Linked DNA regions of Mus musculus: region 2 is linked to region 1. A link is a loop called in an ENCODE intact Hi-C map of the cell type or tissue named here. Cell type or tissue: heart. All regions are shown on one strand. Each heading gives the region's core, and the rest is flanking DNA. Links, peaks and the distances in the headings are about the cores only. Region 1 overlaps Itga10 (integrin, alpha 10). Region 2 has its middle 10 kb from the start of Txnip.

What was found. Hi-C counts contacts between places; a loop is a spot of excess contacts. Peaks named below come from ENCODE experiments on the same cell type or tissue, not always from the same donor. Only the 100,000 strongest peaks of a DNase experiment are listed, where the experiment ranks them.
Region 2: a loop joins it to region 1, with 7 times the contacts of the local background. A loop is called at or near these places in 4 of 42 quality-filtered maps.

The regions. Positions count from the first base shown.
Region 1 is chr3:96,662,349-96,665,259 of GRCm38, reverse strand. Itga10 (integrin, alpha 10) reads right to left here. Exons shown (of 30, transcript NM_001302471.1): 29 at 2,552-2,665; 30 at 741-2,295. The coding sequence ends at 2,230. Among named protein-coding and RNA genes, the nearest start is that of Ankrd35, 6.3 kb to the left of the region's middle. In heart, for the core only: a CTCF peak has its summit at 1,425; a DNase peak (open chromatin) is centred at 1,489; H3K4me3 peaks cover 981 bases; H3K27ac peaks cover 622 bases.
Region 2 is chr3:96,546,104-96,549,014 of GRCm38, reverse strand. No RefSeq gene overlaps it. Among named protein-coding and RNA genes, the nearest start is that of Txnip, 10 kb to the left of the region's middle. In heart, for the core only: a CTCF peak has its summit at 1,461 (motif pointing left); no DNase peak of the experiment used is centred there; H3K4me3 peaks cover 324 bases; H3K27ac peaks cover 303 bases.

The DNA.
Region 1 (2,911 bases), core at 128-2,627:
TTCTCTTAGCTTCTCAATGAATTTCTCTACTTGGCCTCAAACTAACTCTAGCAATCTAATCTTCTGGTTCCTTCTCATTCTTTGGCCTGTTCTGTCTTCACCAATGCCTACTACCGTGTTCTCTTTGCAACCTGTCCCTGTAAAACTGTTCCTTAAAAAACCACCTCTGGCCGGGTGGTGGTGGTGCATGCCTTTAATCCCAGCACTTGGGAGGCAGAGGCAGGTGGATTTCTGAGTTCCAGGCCAGCCTGGTCTACAGAGTGAGTTCCAGGACAGCCAGGGCTATACAGAGAAACCCTGTCTTGAAAAAAAACCAACCAACCAACCAACCAAACAAACAAACAACCAAAAACCACCTCTGAATTCTACAAACTGACCTGCCTCTCAACTCACTGGATTCCCAATTCAAATGAACTGCACTCACTGACTTGACTAAACAGAACTCAGAGATCTGCATCCTCTGCCTGCCGAGTGCTGGGATTAAAGGTGTGTACCACCATGCCTGGATCTTAACTTTTCTTTACCTGGGACTTACTCTATACTAGACTAGCCTTGAACTTAGAGACCTGCTTGCCTCTGTCTCCTGGGAGTAAGGCATGTCAGTATTCCATCCAGATCACAGGGATCTAGAAGGTCTTTGGATGCGATCCTTTTCAGGGCAGCCATGTTGCTGTATTAAAATGCTGCAAACACTATCCATGGGCACTCTATATCCCAGGAAACTCAAACAGAGCCAGAAGTCATTTGATAACTGGATTTTATTTGTTCTGACCATTTGCTCACCATGACAGTCCCCAGGAGGGACTCTCTGCAGAAGACCAGAGACACCAAAATAAACATTGCAAGCAGACTCAGAACAGCCTGGGAAGACCGGTTCTCTGGCTGCTGGTCAACTGCTCAATCAGATTTCCTCTCATCACAGTCTAAGAGGGCCTCTGTCAGAGCTAAACTATGGAGATCAGAAACTGTCTTTGCTGTTCAAAAGTCTTAATTACAATAAACAACGAGTTTCCCCGTTACTATGAGAATTACACTTACCCATGAACCAAAACATAGGACAAAAGGGAGAGGGTTTAGTCAACACGCAATTTCCAGAAAAGGTGATCAAGAAAGGGCTGAAAAACTCACTGCAGCAGAGACACCTACAGCACATGACAGGAGTCTCAGAATGGTCTTCCCAGGCTATCACCGCTATAGCGCCAACACTGGGCAAGAAGGTGCTTACTCTCCAGACACCTGATGCCAACCATGTAGGCTTCCTCCCAGATGCAGATTCCCGCTTGTTTGGATCTATCTCAGGGGGCTGTTGTTACCCAAACCTGGTGCGGTGAAAGGGCTTCTTCCTGCCACCGTGAAGCTTTCAGTTACGAAAGCCCCGAAGAGTAAATGGAGAAAATTGTCACCAAGCTCCCCTGCTATCCCAGCTTGAACCACTTGGGGGCCTCTGGCTCCGGAAATTTTAGCATCAAGTCCTGGCCTTGCTCCCAGAGAAGGATGAGGGTTGGGATGCCTCAGCCCGGAGAGCCTGGGGGCAGCTGGGTTTCCCTAGCACCTGAGGGCGGAGTACTGTGAAGTCTCAGGTTTCAGCCGGCTGGCAGTTGCCGGTCTGAAGGATTCTCTGTGCCCTGGAATTGTACAGAATGTCTCTTGTGGCTTTTTCTCCTCCCTCCTTTTTTCCTGTTGACTCTCCCCACCCAGATCTATGAATCACAGGACTCCACGGGAAAGCAGCAGATGTTGACTTTTACTTCTTTTAAGCCAACGTCAGCTCTCTCCTGTGGAGTGGGGAGCAGGCAGGAAGGTGAGAGAGTGTGTACGCGTGTGCGGGGGGGGGGGGGGGGGGGCGGGGCGGAGGATAACCTTCTTTTTGGAATTGAGAGGGGGACAAAGGGAATCTGCAAGGAGAGTCGGGAGCAAAATCATTTGACTCCTGGTAATGGGGAAGATAGGGTCCAAAACAAAGAACCTGTGCTAGCTGTGGAAGCCGTCGGGAAGGGGGACGCACAGGGTGAGGATATTATGTGTTTTGGTGCCAGCCCTTCTCAGCTAAGGCAAAGCTTCATCTCTTGCCAGAAGCATCGCCATGGCTCAAAAGTCAAGTCAGGCTGCAGGCCTGGAGACACATGCTGGCAGCATCTTTTCCCCTTTGAGCCTCCAAGCCTCCTTTGGATACAGAGTCTCTTGAAAAGGCTGCCAAAGTGGGCTTCTGAGCCTCCTGCAGTCAGTCAGTCACTGCTCCAACTTCTCCTCACTTTCTTCTTCTTTGGGGATTTTCTTACGGGTAAAGAAGCCAAGCTATAGAGGAAAAGATACCAGTCATTGCCAGATGTCCCGGCTGGGGGCCTTGCCAATAGCCCTCGCTTATCTGAGGTCTTCGCTTCTGTTCTGTTTCCAAAAATGAGATTCAGATTTATTTTATTTGGCTTAGGTTGATTCAACCATCATTTGTGGGACAGAGTCAAGGAGAGCTGAACATGGCAGCCCCCTAGCCCCATCCTAACTAACACAGAGCCTGTCCTTTCTTTCCAACAGAATAAGATGCTGGCCTTACCTTCCACAGGCAGAAGACAAGGAGAGCAAGCAGGAGCAGCCCCCCCAGGACACTGCCAACGAGGATCCACAGGGAGATGAGGGTCGGGTGGGTCTGAATCACCTCCAAGTGACTCTGCATAGCAAGGAGAGTTTGTTTTGTCTTTTCTTGCTTGGCTTTTGAGGTGGCTTTTTGTGGCTTGGTTTGTTTGCTTGTGTTTGAGGCATTTTTATTTCATGTCCCAGGCCAGCCTTCAGCTCATGGCAAGCCTCCTCTCTCAGCTCCCCAGTACTTGAATTACAGGCAGGCATCACCACCCCTGACCTGTGTTTTATGTCTGCCCTTTAACTCAGCCTCAGTCAACATTATAACAAAGCCAGC
Region 2 (2,911 bases), core at 248-2,747, 120 kb after region 1:
AACAAACAAACAAGTCGGGCTGTGGTGGCGCACGCCTTTAATCCTAGCACTTGGGAGGCAGAGGTAAGCCGATTTCTGAGTTCGAGGCCAGCCTGGTCTACAAAGTGAGTTCCAGGACAGCCAAGACTACAGAGAAACCCTGTCTCGAAAAACAAAAAACAAACAAATATGTACATATGACTTAGGTTAATGCTTCAAGGTAGGAGATGCTCTATATTAAAGACAGGTGCATGAAACCCTTGGTCTTAAAGACACTGGTTCTATGAACTAATCACAGAAAATGTTCTCAAGACAGCCTTGATATGTGTGGATAAAGACACTTTGTAATATTAAATCATGTGTGTGTGTGTGTGTGTGTGTGTCTGTCTGTCTGTCTGTCTGCCTGTCTGCTGTTTGGTTTTGCTTGTTTGTTTAAGGAAAAAAAAAAAAAAGGATCTCTTGCTCCACAGGCTCACCTTCACCTTCACTTGCCACGTAGTAGAGGCTGGCCTTGAACTCCTGACTCTTCTGCCTGCTAATCATTAGGAACTTAAGTGCACTCCACCATACTAGGCCAGTTATTTATTTATTTTGTTACTTGTTATTTTTAGTGGCACACAAACAATAGGTTTCATGATGACATTGGTATAACAAGATATGACACATATCTTGTTGTATACCCACTACTGTTCCTTGTCTGGGCTCCTCTCCTTCTTCCACATAGGCCCCCTTCTGCTCTCATCTCATTAATACACATGCATACACACACACACACACACACGCACACACACACACACAGACAGACTGTACATACAAGAGGCCATACATGAGTTTTATTTCAGGAAACATGTAGTTTCACTGCTATGTGGTGGTGATAAATACTTCGTCCTGAGAATGGGCAGGAACTGAGCAGTCTTGGCTTCTAAAGCTCTGCCGTTGTCCTGTTCCACGTTGCTGCTAGTTTCCTGACACTGATTTTGAGAACAGTGATTACACAGCCTTTCTCCCTGAGATGGAGGACGAAACCTGTTACGATGCATGGATGGATAGAGTAGGGAGGGAGGTGTTGCCTTGGTCTGTGAAGAGATTGAAGCCTCAAGTTTCAAGGGTCAGTGTAGTGGTGCACACTTTAATGCCAGCACTCAAGAGGCAGAGGCAGGAGAAACTGTGAGTTCTAGGCCAGCCGTGGCGACAGTGTAAGCACCTGTCTTTAAAACAGGGTTGGCGGTAACAGGGGAGGACTGGAGATGTGATGGTGACTGAGGGGGGACTGGGGAGGACGGCTGAAGATGGAGATTATGTGTTCAAGCCAAGGTAGAAATGTCTCACTCCCAAATGAGATGCAATGTAGTTAAGAATTACGTTGCGTGGAGTTGGAGAGACGGTTCAGGGATTAAGAGTATTGCTGCTCGGGCAGAAGACAGGAGTTGTGTTCGCATAGACAACTGTGTTGTTCCCGCATCCAACCAGTGACCTCTGCTGGCCCCCAGCGGAATTACATTCACATCCAAAAACTCACAGTCAAGACGTCCACAAAATTTAAAGAAAATATTTTAAAACTCTTCTTTAAATCATCAAGATAAATATAAAAATGTTAAAAATAAAAACTTTTTAAAAATTACTCTATGTTACGTGCGTTCAGAAAGCAGCCCTCCTCAGGCCCCTCTCCTGAACGGTTCTCAGCTCCCAGCGCTTTCATCCAGCGTCCTGGTGCGCTTTCTATTGCTGGGATAAGCACCTTGACCGAAAGCTACTCGGGAAAGAAAGGGTTTCTTTCAGCTTACATTTATAGTCCATCACTGAGGGAGGGCAGGGCAGGAAGCTGGAGGGAAGACTCAAGCAGAGGCCATGAAGAAACAGTGCTGAGGGCTTGCTCCCCATGGCTTGCTCAGTCTGCTTTCTTATACCACTCAGGGCCACGTGCCCAGGGCTGGCATCGCCCACGTCAGTTATAATCAAGAAGATGTCCTGCTGACTTGCACACAGACCAATCCAATGGAGGCATTTTCTCAATTGAGGTTTGTCCTTCCCGTTTGACTCTGGATTGTGTCAAGTTGACAAGAACTGACCACTACATCTGTTTGCTTTGTTTTGTTTTTATTTTTTCTTTGCTGATGCTAGATTAGGTTAATGCCTCATTGTAGGAATGGGCTGAAATGTATCTCTGTCCATTTCTTGATATATCTCATTTGATGTGTTTTGTCTGTTTTAGATAGGGTCTCACAATGTGGCACAGGCTAGCCTGGAACTTTAGTTCTGTCTTCTAAAGAAAAGAAGAAAATAAAACTATATATGTGTATGTATGAAATAAAACATATTAGCTTAGGACCTTGTATAGTGGCACAGGCTTTTAATCCCAGACAGAGGCAGGAAGCTGTCTGTGTATCCCTGGCTGTCCTCAAACTCACTCTGTAGACCAGGCTAGCCTTGAACTTACAGAGATTCAACTGCCTCTGCCTCCAAAGTGCTGGGATTAAAGGCATACAGTTTGTTCCTTTTCAATGAGGGTTACTTCTGAGTGTCAGGGGGATCTCCTTTATGGGTTGATATGATCATGAGTCACCCGGATATGTTCAGTGACTGAGAATCCACAGCTAACCTGTAAGATGAGCATTGATCTCTGCGTTTTTAAGCATCTGCAGCAAAAATTCAACAATGGTTTCAGCCAATGACTGAGCAGGCCTCAAGTCTAACCAGAAAACAGTTTGTTACTCCCTAAATAGCCACGACGCTATTGTAGTAGAGTCTGCATCTTACTTAGAAGGTCAGTGTTGTAGATGCAGGGTCCAGCATGAGACCTTGGATGTCATTTCTTCCACAGTGGCCTGCCTGCTGCCTCCTGGCACCATGGAAGCTAGAAGTTTGCTGCTCAGTTCTAGATTGATGTCTCCATGGTGTGCAACCAGGATGTACGATGTCTTCAGTATTGCTG